2 separate regions of the Homo sapiens genome follow, and region 2 is linked to region 1. A link is a contact called in ENCODE Hi-C or POLR2A ChIA-PET data. All regions are on one chromosome and are shown on one strand. The core of a region is the stretch at or near the end of the contact, and the rest is flanking DNA. Distances in the headings are between cores, read along the strand shown.

Region 1 (5,738 bases), core at 674-3,173:
GGATTACAGGCTTGAGCCACCGTGCCCTGCCCTTCCTTTTCATTTTTTGAGACAGGGTCTTGCTCTGTTGCTCAGGCTGGAGTGCAGTGGCACAATCATGACTCACGGCAACCTCTGCCTCTCAGGTTCAGGTGATCCTCCTACCTCAGCTTCCTGGGACCATAGGCGCATACCACCATGCCCAGCTAATTTTTAAATTTTTAGTAAAGACAGGGACTCACTATGTTACCCAGGTTGGTGTCTAACTCCTGGGCTCAAGCAATCCTCCCACCTCGGCCTCCCAGAGTGCTGGGATTATAGACATGAGCCACACATCTGGCCGCAAAGTTCTTGAACGATGCTTGTCAAAAGATAGTTTAGGAATTCCTATGGTTTCTTATGTATCTTTCTGGAAGTTTCTTGTATTAATATTTAGGGCCAGGCATGGTGGCTTACAACTGTATTCCCAGCACTTTGGGAGGCCGACACAGAGGAGGATTGCTTGAGCCCAGAGGTCGAGACTGCAGTGAACATGACTGAACCACATACTCCAGCCTGGGCAACAGAGTAAGACCCGGTCTCAAAAAAAATTTTAGAATATGATGGTGTATGCATTAGATTAACAATGAGATTTCTGTAATTAATTTTTAACTATATAAGTAATATATTCACGTATTCTTTTTGTAAAAATGAAAACAATATGGACACAATTTAAGGGCTCCAATTCTGATCCTCTCCCTGAGACCAGTATTCATGTGGTGTGTATTCCTCCAAACCTTTGCCATGAGTTTACGTACTTGTGAACCCATATGAACTACATACCTTTAAACAAGAAGTGGTATACTATACTTTTGCTTCTGTAATTAAAAAAAAATCCAGCTGGGCATGGTGGCTCACACCTGTAATCCCAGCATTTTGGGAGGCCAAGGTGGGAGGAATGCTTGAGCCCAGGAATTCGAGGTTGCAGTAAGCTGTGATCATGGCACTGAACTCCAGTCTGGGTGAGAGTGAGGCCCTCTCTCAAAAAGAACCTCATAAAAACCCACTCAAACCCTTCCAAATCCACCATATCTTGGATTAATCCATATTTTAAACTGCTGCATGTATTATGGAATATAGACGTATCTGTGTAGACTGCAACAGTGAATGTTCCAATTTTTCACTGTTACTGTGTTGGACTGAACACCTAGAATAAGCTTCCTGGTGCAAACATGCTGGTGTTTTTTCCAGCACTGACAGCAATTAGTGAAATTGCTAGGAAAGAGTATTCTTATAATTTTTAAATTTTTATTCATTTTTCATTTTTGTGGGTACATAGTAGGTGTATATATTTATGGAGTACATAAGATATTTTGGTACAGGCATGGCAATGCCTAATAATCGCATTATGCAAAGTTGGGTATCCATCCCTTTAAGCATTTATCCTTTGTGTTACAAACAATCCAATTATCCTTTTAGTTATTTTAAAATGTACAATTAAATTATTACTGACTCTAGTCCCCTGTCATGCTATCAAATACTAGGTCCTATTTATATTTAGTCCTTCTATTAGTCCTTCTATTTAGCCCTCCCCCACTACCCTTCCCAGCCTCTGGTCACCATCCTATACTCTATTTAGGAAGGTGTATTTTTAACCGTAATTGGTCATGCAAATAGTCTTTAAAGTGCCTGCCCCAATTTATACCAGTTTACATGCCTATGTAGAGATCTGTAATCACTGCTTCTTTGACAGAGTTTCCATTAAGGAGGGTTCAGGCCTGGCAAACTCCCACCATGCCTCTGAGAGTAACCCAGGCATCACGCCCCTGTCCGCCTCCCCTGCACTTGTTTCGACTCCGCCCCTTCCGCCTGGCGGTTCCACTTCTCGGCCGCGCGTTTTCCCAGGGCTTGCAGCGGGAGGGGCGGGGCGTGGGTCCCTGTGACGTCACTGCCGGCCGGACGCCATCTTGCTGGTTTGCGGCCGGTCTTGGATGAAGCGGCGGCCGTGGTGAGAGCGTGGGGAAGGGTGGGGTGAGGGGGCGAGGCCGCAGCTAGGGCGGCGAAACTCTCCTCCCCTCGGCCCCACCGCGTGGGACGGCGTGAACGTGGTGTCGGAGGGATGTCAGCCTTCTCTGAGGCGGCGCTGGAGAAGAAGCTGTCGGAGTTGAGCAACTCGCAGCAGAGCGTGCAGACCTTGTCCCTGTGGCTCATTCACCACCGTAAACACTCGCGTCCCATCGTCACCGTGTGGGAGCGGGAGCTGCGGAAAGGTGAGTCAACCGCTTATGTCGGCCGCTTCCCACCACCCGGCCGGCCTCCAGGCGCCCCCGGGAACCCCGTTTCTCCAGCGCCCCCGGCTTCCCGGCGTCGGGATGCCAGCGCGCGGTGGTCTGCGGGCTTGGAGGAGCTGCGTGCACCACGCTTCTGCAAAGTCTGGGCTTAGATATTTATTGAATAAAGGAATGAATAATTAAAAAAGAAAACTCCGGTTAGCTTAACACGGAAACAGTAGCAGGGGGTTGGGACTCCACACCCAATTAGGGCCAGAAATTCAGGTGGTCAGGTATTTTTTTCATTCTGTGAATGATAATGGAGGATAAGGGAGGGAGAAGGTAGGGGAGTGGAAAGAAAAAGATTGGTGTGGGTTTGGGAGTTACTTCCGTCATTTCTGTAACGCAGCAACTTATTCTTGTGAAATTAATAGAGGAATAGTTTTAGAAGTCTAATATAAGAAGATGGGTAATGCAGTGGAAAAGACTCTGAATTTGTAGATTTTAGAGGGTCTCAATTGGGCAAGTTTCTTATAACTTCTGCGTTGCAGATGCCTTACCTGAAAAGGAGAGATTTAGAGTAAGTCACCTAAAGTCCTTTCCTATTCTATGATTATATGCCCTAATGCAGTGTCTTTGTTTTGCAAAACATTTGATAGTGTTCCTGTAAATGAAGTAAACTTTTTTGAGATGTCTGTCACTAAAATATTCAGAATCAGTTCATGTATGCAGAGCAACTTTGTAAAAAATTATCCTAGTGCGACTGAAAATAAAAAATTTCATTTGCTTAGTCTGAGCTTGTACTTTAATTCTTAATTCATTGGGTAGAGTGGACACTCTTCATTATTGTTGCAAACATCCTGATGGATATGATGGTTTTTTATCAAGTGTTAAAGGTTTTAACCGTTATTAATCAAAATAGACGCTTGCTTACTGAACCTTGTGAAAGCTATATGATGTATGTACGTAACAGCCAAAATGTGAGCCAAAATGTTGGCTGTATATAATGGAGACAATCTGTCCTTGTATATTGTTTGTGGTTATGAAAACGTCACCCATCCTTGAGAAGAAATTGATTTACAGCCTTGTTTTTCAGTTTATGTGTAAGTATGTGTGTATTGGCCCTGAATGAGGAATTCATCTTCTGTGAGTGGACGGAAAGGTTTCAGAAACACTGATATAAAGGTCTGGAAAGTAGCTGTGAACTTTGAAAAGTCAGGAATTAGCTTTGCTTTTACATTTTACTAGATTTCAGAATCGGTAACAGGTTTATCTTGTTTTTTGTTTTTGCAGAGAGCATTTAGAAACACATGTAATCAGTATAGGGTTGATACCCAGACTCTCTTAATAACTATTACAAATCAGTAAAAAAAAAAAATGGCAGTACTGTTTATAGGCATTTCACGTGAGGAAACCTGAAAGGTCAATAAATGATACTTAATCTTACAAATCAGGAAAAAGTAAGCCAGTGAGGTACCACTTTATGTTCATCAATTTGGCAAAATAATATGACAATATGGATAATTGTTGCAGAGAAACAGGAACTCTTATACCACTTGGTGGGAATGTAAAAATATGTAACTATTTTGTAGATCAACTTAGTTGATGAAGTTGGAGGTATATATTAAATATATCCTTTGACCTAGCAGTTTTCTTTCTAGGAATATATTCTAGAAATAAGTATTGTTCTCAAGAATTGTTTATTGCAGCTTCATAATAACAAAATTGAAAACAAGTGAGACCCTGCCTGTGCAACATAGTGAAACCTTTTCTTTACAAAAAATAAGAAAACAAAAAAACCATTCCATTAGTTTGAGAATGGACAAATAAATTGTGATATTAATAAAATGTAATACTATCGAAAAGTTCTCACGAATGGACTAGAGCTGCATGAAACAACGTGACTGAATTGAAAAACAAACAAAATCTTGAGCTAAGAAAACAAGGTACAGACGAATAATGCTATGGGGGTAAAGTCTAAAAACATGCAAAACAGTACTTCTTTTGTTTATAGATACCTATATTAAAATATGCATAGTAGTGATTAACACCATATTCCAAGATAGTGGTTGTCATAGTGTGTCCAGAATTGGTGGGTTCTTGGTCTCGCTGACTTCAAGAATGAAGCTGTGGACCCTCGCGGTGTTATAGTTCTTAAAGATGGTGTGTCCGGAGTTTGTTCATTCTGATGTTCAGACATGTCTGGAGTTTCTTTCTTCTGATGGGTTTGTGGTCTCGCTGGCTTCAGGAGTGAAGCTGCAGACCTTCACTGTGAGTGTTACAGCTCTTAAAGGCAGTGCGTCTGGAGTTGTTCCTTCCATCCGGAGTTGTTGGTCCCTCTCGGTGGATTCGTGGTCTCGCTGGCTTCAGGAGTGAAGCTGCAGACCTTCGCGGTGAGTGTTACAGCTCATAAAGGCGGCAGGGACCCAAAGAGTGAGCAGCAGCAAGATTTATTGTGAAGAGTGAAAGAACAAATCTTCAACAGCAGGGAAGTGGACGCAAGCGGGTTGTTGCTGCTGGTTTGGGTGGCCTGCTTTTATTCTCTTATCTGGCCCCAGCCACGTCCTGCTGATTGGTCCATTTTACAGAGAGCTGATTGGTCCGTTTTGACAGAGTGCTGATTGGTGCGTTTTATGATCCTTTAGCGAGACACACAGCACTGATTGTTGCATTTACAAACTTTTAGCTAGACACAGAGTGCTGATTGGTGTGTTTACAAACCTCTAGCTAGGCACAGAGCACTGATTGGTGCGTTTACAAACCTTGAGCTAGACACAGAGTGGTGATTGGTGCGTTTACAATCCTTTAGCTAGACAGAAAAGTTTTCCAAGTCCCCACCTGACCCAGAAGCCCAGCTGGCTTCACCTCTCAATGGCACTCGCCGCGGGACTTTGCGGCACCTAGCTTGGGCACTCTAGCAGCCCAGAGGGAGCTCGTCCCCCATCAAGCCCAGCAGGCACCCACCCGGAACCGCGCGTAGCCCAGGCTCCTGCCGGCGCCTCTCTCTCTACACCTCCCTGAGAGCAGATGGAGCCGGCTCCGGCCTCTGCCAGCCGCAGAGAGGGGCTCCCACAGTGCAGCAGCGGGCTGAAGGGCTCCTTGAGCACGGCCAGAGCAGACGCCGAGGCCGAGGAGGCGCCGAGAGCGAGCAAGGGCTGCTAGGACGTTGTCACCTCTCAATAGGAGAAAGCTATCTAATATTTAATGTATTTAAGAAAATGGTGCAAATGTGGTAAAATTGTAAGATGTGCTTTTAGCAAGGTTTGTGATGTTTCCATATGTTTAAGTGTTTCATAAGTGGAAAACGTTAAAGCATATAAAAAGATGCTTTAGGAGGAGGGTGGTAGTGATGATAGTGTTGATAGTAACGGTGATGCTGATGAACATACCGCTGCCGCTTTAATCCTCATATTAGCCTGGGCTACTCTGCCAAGGGTTTCCTTTTCTTGACAGATGACTGCTTTTGCAGGGTGTAGCCTTTGTGTCCTTCCCCTTTCCTGCAGTTTTGCT
Region 2 (5,129 bases), core at 503-3,002, 450 kb after region 1:
CATATTTGTTTCAGCTCTTTGGAGGGCTGATTATAGGATTTGCTTCCTGCTCTCAGAACAAACAAACAAACAAAAACAGTGCAGTACAATTAAGTTGACATTTTACTTAACAATGTAATAGGAAAGTTAAGTAAATTGTTGGAAAAAAAAAACTCTGAAATAAACCTGCTATTTAATTCACATCAATAACTCAAACATTTCTTTTGTATTATTTTTTAAAATTCTAATTCTCAAAACTATTCTACTAAAACCTCTAATCACTTGGGTTATCTCTCCTTTTCTTTTAAATACACTAAACAGTTACACATGTTTGTCTTTATTACCCATAATGCAACTAAAAGATAAATTTTTTGCAGATGTCATTTCTCCACTTGAGCTTTAGAGAATTTAAGAATTAAGTTCATCCATGAGCAGTCTTTTTCAAACACACATTACAGTCTAGTCTCAAGCTTCCTTCTTGAGACCCTAACCATAAATTCAAGAGGAATAACTAAAATTTTTTAAAGATGTATTTAAACTAAACATACCAAAGAATATATACTTTTTAATGAATACAAGATTATTTTACAGGTTTAGACTACATTTAATGTAAATAATGTTAATTATGAATGAAAATGATGTAAAATTATTTTCCTAATGGTACTGCACATAATGCTATCTCATTGCACAAGAAAAATCAGAGCAGTTAACAGTTTTGCATTTTGCTGTGCTGTTAACTGCAGTAGTGCTCTCTATACATGTTAAGTGCTTGGCTATCAAAAAAAAAAAAAAAGAACAGCAAAGCAGTCTTAAAAGATGAAACCTTTATCTGCTAGAGCAAAGTTTATGGTTTCATTATAAAGAACCCTAATCTGAAGAGTTATCGAAAAGAAAAGAAGAAGAGAAAGGGAGAGAAATAATTTTTAAAATAGGTATTGTTTTTATTTTTTTAAGGAAAGCTTTTTTAAAAAAACTAAATGTGCTATGTTGATCTTGTTTTGAGTTTTGAATCTACAAATCAACTTAAAAAGACACTTTAGGGACCACTGAGGAAATATGATTATGAACTGGGTTACAGATGCTACTAAGCAATCACTGTTAATTAGGAATGTTAACAGCATTGTGGTCATATTCAAAATGTTCTCATTTTAAAGGATCTATACTGAAGAATGTTAGAGGTAAAATGACATGATGTCTTCCATTGCTTTAAAATACTTGGGCTTAAGAGCAGGGGAGTGAGGTTAGATTGAGAGGTGGAACACAAGTGGGAAAATGTGTTTGCTGAATCTGGAGAATGGATACAGGTTTAAGAGGGCTCGTTTCACTGTTCTGTCTACTTTTATATATGTTAGAATTTCTCGAAATATGATGTTAAAACAAAGAAGTAACTTTTAAACGTGTTTCAGATAGCTAAACGCTAAATTAGGATTTAACATCTTACTTTGGATTTAACATCTTACTTTGGCAGGCCAAATACTGCATACACTGGTGTTCTGTGAACAAAAGCAAGGCATATAGTAGACATTTGTTCACTTAACAAATTTGTTAACTGCCCTACTATATGCCAAGCATTTTACCAGACCATATGAGAACAAAGATGAGTTAGACAACATCACTGTCCTTAGGGAGGAAATGGTCAATATAAATACCTGTAATAAATGATTCTTGGTGGTGTGAGAGAAGAGTCTAGAGAACAGTAGCCACAGACAGGAAATGGAGGGGGGAGCTGTCTGAATGCCTGCAATGCGCCGCTTGCATTACATTCACCCGTCACTGCTGCTCAAATGGGGAAGGAACTACTCATAAAGTTTTGTTTGTTTTCATACCACACCTCACTCTGGCATAAATGAGTCAGGATCTATGGTTACAGGGTTCCTCAGTGGCTTAGGCATTAGAGAGAGAATTTTATCCTAATAACAACCCTTTCAAGTGGGTTTTATCTTCATTTTCAGCTGAGGAAGCTGAAGAGTCAGAAGTTTGAGGGGTGGACCATACTAGAGGACTGGAAGGTCTGAGAAGTCACAGAATTTGAAGAGTGGTGCCAATACAAAGGAGGAGAGAGCTCTGAAAAAGGAGTCTGAGACGATGCTAACTGCCACAGAGAAAGATTACGTGACACTGGAAGCTGTTTCTGCCAAGTATTCAGCAAGCTACCATGAATGTGGAGATTAAAACACAACACTAAAACACTAGAAGGTTTTACAACCTGTGCTAAGCAAAAGGAATCAAACATTACTCAAGACTTCAGGTGAGGATATGCAAGCCTTAGTACTTCTCATTAGCCATATGCAATGCAGGTCAGATAAAAAAAACACCCAGTGTCCAAAGCAATAACAGCTATATTTCTTTTAATAGAGATATAAATTAAACAGGAGAATAAAAGCATAACAACAATTACCAAGCACTTACTGTGTGCTGAGCACTTTGATGGGCACTGTATAACAATACTCCCAACAACCCAGTAAGCCAGGTACTATTATGCACACCATCTTACAGATAGGAAAACTGACACTTTAAAAAGTTAGGTAATTTGGCCAGCGTCACATAGACTATACATGTCAAGGCCAGAATTCAAAATTAGTCAGGTCCCAGCAACTATGATGAAACCCACAAACCTGTATCCTTTACCTTGTCTACCTCTGCAATTTACATAAATTAAATCATATTATAATGTATTCTTCTGCTACCTTTTAAATCCAACATTACGTTTTTAAGACTCATCCATATTGATGTAGTTCACTAACTTTGGTGTCATAGAGCAAGGGGTGGCAAACTAGTATTTTTGTAAATAAAATTTTATGGGAATGCAGCCACTCTCATTCATTTATATATGGTTTACAGCTGCTTTTGCACTACAACGTCAAAGTTGTTGGCCTTTACAGAGACTGTACGGCCTGCAAAGGCTAAAATACTTACTATCTGGCCCTTTACAGAAAAGTCTGCCAACCTCTGCCATGGAGTAGTGCAGTGGTATACTTGACAATGTCCAACTTTTACAATTTTGTCAATGTAGCTTTAATTTGTATTTCCCTGAAAACAACTGTTTACTGGCTATTCATTTTTCTCCTAAGAAACAGCTCTTGCTTTCTTCTGCCATTAACTGTTTTCACACTTACGTATGTATGCGTACTGACATATGGGTGTGTGCATTACTGATTCTAAAAATCCTTATCCTTTGTATGCAAAATATATTCTACTTGTGTATTTGTGACTAGTCTTTACACTCTCCTTTCCATGCACACAAAACCCAAGAGATCTTAATTTTAGTACAGCCAAATTAATAAACCTTTTCCTTCAACAATTGTGCTTTTGGCTTCCAAAGCCTGAGGTCTAAAATACTCTCTAATATTTTATTCTGGAGGCTTAAGTTTTGCCTTTCACAATCTAGTCTTTAATCCATCTGAAATTGCTTTTTTTAATACAGTGTTAGTAAAAACCATTTTTTAAAATGTGGCTAAGAATCCCAACCATTTAAAACGTATTCCATTTCCTTGATTTGTAACATTAGCTCTGTCATGTATTAGCTTTCCACGTACTTAGAGTTCTGGTTTTTGCCTTAACTTCCTTCCATTATCTATTTGTCTATGCTTGTCCAAATATTATGCCATCTCAATGATTAAAGTTTTACACTATCTTAAAATCTTGTAAGACAAGTACTTGCTTCAGGAATGTCTTAGCCATTCTTGACCCTTTGTATTTCCAAATAAATTTTAGAATTAACTGGTCAAATTCCACAAAAACAAACAAAACCATACCCTGCTGGGTGTTTTTTTTAATAGCAATAAATTCATATATTAAAGACAGATTAATTGATACGTTTATAGGAAACCTTCTTTCTATGAACATGGTATGTCGTCACATTTATTTAGGTCTTCTTAATGTCCTTCGATATATTTCTATACCTTTCTATTTAAAGATCTTGCCCTCTCTTTTTCTATTTATTCCTAGGTGGCTTTTTATTTTTTTTACTATTGAGAAATATTTTTATTACATTTATTATTGTATGCTGCTAGTTTAGAGTAATAGAACTGACTTTACCATAATGATCTTCTTGTTGATTAATTGGCATTCCTTGCAGATTCTGGATGTTAGTCCTTAAATTTTACTATATCAATCATATATTCGCAACTTAATAAACTCCTGAATTTTCTATGAAGGTACTTATATTCACTCTAAGGAATGACCATTCTGTTCATTCCTCATAGCCCTGTAGCTCTTTGTTGCTTTACTGCACTAACTCATATCTCCAGTGCAATTGTGAAGAGGCAGGGTAACAGTGGGCATCTTTATATCGCTGCTGTTTTTCAAAGGAATACCATTAATGTTTCTCTATCAAATACTATGTTTGCTGTAGGTTTTTCACAGATGCCCTTTGTCAGGTTACAGAATTTCCCTTCTGTTCTTAGTTTGTTATGAGTTTTTACCATAAAAGAGAGATGAATTTTAATAAATTCTTTTTCTGTATATTTTAGGATGATATGGTTTTTTTAACTTTAAACTGCTTGTGTCGATAATTACATTAATAGTCCTTCTAATGCAGAACCAAGCTCGCCTTCCTGGAATAAACCCTTTGTTCAATATCCAGTATTTCCTTTATACACTGCTGAATTCAACTTGCCTAATTATTTTTGATAGTCTTTTGCTCTTTAGCCGTATTTTATACTCTCTAAACATATTAAGCATTTATCTTATATTACATATCTGACAACTACAATATCTGCAATGTTTGAATGCCTGATTACACGGTCTCCTTGCTCTGCTGATTAACTCATGGTTTATATAAAGTGTTTTTGGTTTTTTAAATTGTGAATGCATTTCTAGGAAGAAACTTTACCTGTGTCAATTCTCTGAGGCCTGTGTTCCTGTATTTCTCCAGTGAGGATTTCATTTGATTCTCAGTCCTGAGACTGAGACTACTTTTCACTAAATTCTTGGCTTGGTTGTTTTTTTTTCCCCCACCATTAAGGTAGTATGAACTTCAACCCCAAATCCAGTTAGAGTGGAACTGCAGTTATAATTTTTCGGGGAAGGTTATTTTACCCTTCCAGTGAAAAGCTGAAACAGGCAACCTTGTTCCTATGCTCCCTACCCTATACTTTTCCAACCACTGAGGGATAGGTTTTTTGCTTTTTCCTAGTTAAACCCACTGA

What was found. A loop is a pair of places that touch in the nucleus more often than their neighbours do. ChIA-PET counts read pairs that join two places held with the same protein, here RNA polymerase II (POLR2A). Pooled maps may share reads with other maps.
Region 2: a loop to region 1 is called in a map of B cell, with 5 times the contacts of the local background. The contact joins the enhancer-like site here to the promoter of RPRD1A in region 1. A Hi-C loop is called at or near these places in 2 of 168 maps with a recorded cell type or tissue (B cell and naive thymus-derived CD4-positive, alpha-beta T cell) and 9 of 50 pooled maps. POLR2A ChIA-PET finds 5 or more read pairs at or near these places in 1 of 52 experiments (activated T-cell).

What each region holds. Positions count from the first base shown.
Region 1 is chr18:36,063,744-36,069,481 of GRCh38, reverse strand. It overlaps RPRD1A (regulation of nuclear pre-mRNA domain containing 1A), which reads left to right and starts at 1,923. Exons shown (of 7, transcript NM_018170.5): 1 at 1,923-2,228. The coding sequence starts at 2,078. RefSeq lists enhancers at 1,744-1,973, 1,685-2,200, 2,084-2,223.
Region 2 is chr18:35,613,679-35,618,807 of GRCh38, reverse strand. All of the region lies in intron 1 of GALNT1 (polypeptide N-acetylgalactosaminyltransferase 1), which reads right to left. Among named protein-coding and RNA genes, the nearest start is that of MIR3975, 25 kb to the right of the region's middle. Within about 2 kb of position 1,752, at least 20 of the 41 ENCODE cell types and tissues checked have a DNase peak (open chromatin) inside an H3K27ac peak, as active enhancers do; they include B cell, where a contact is called at or near this core.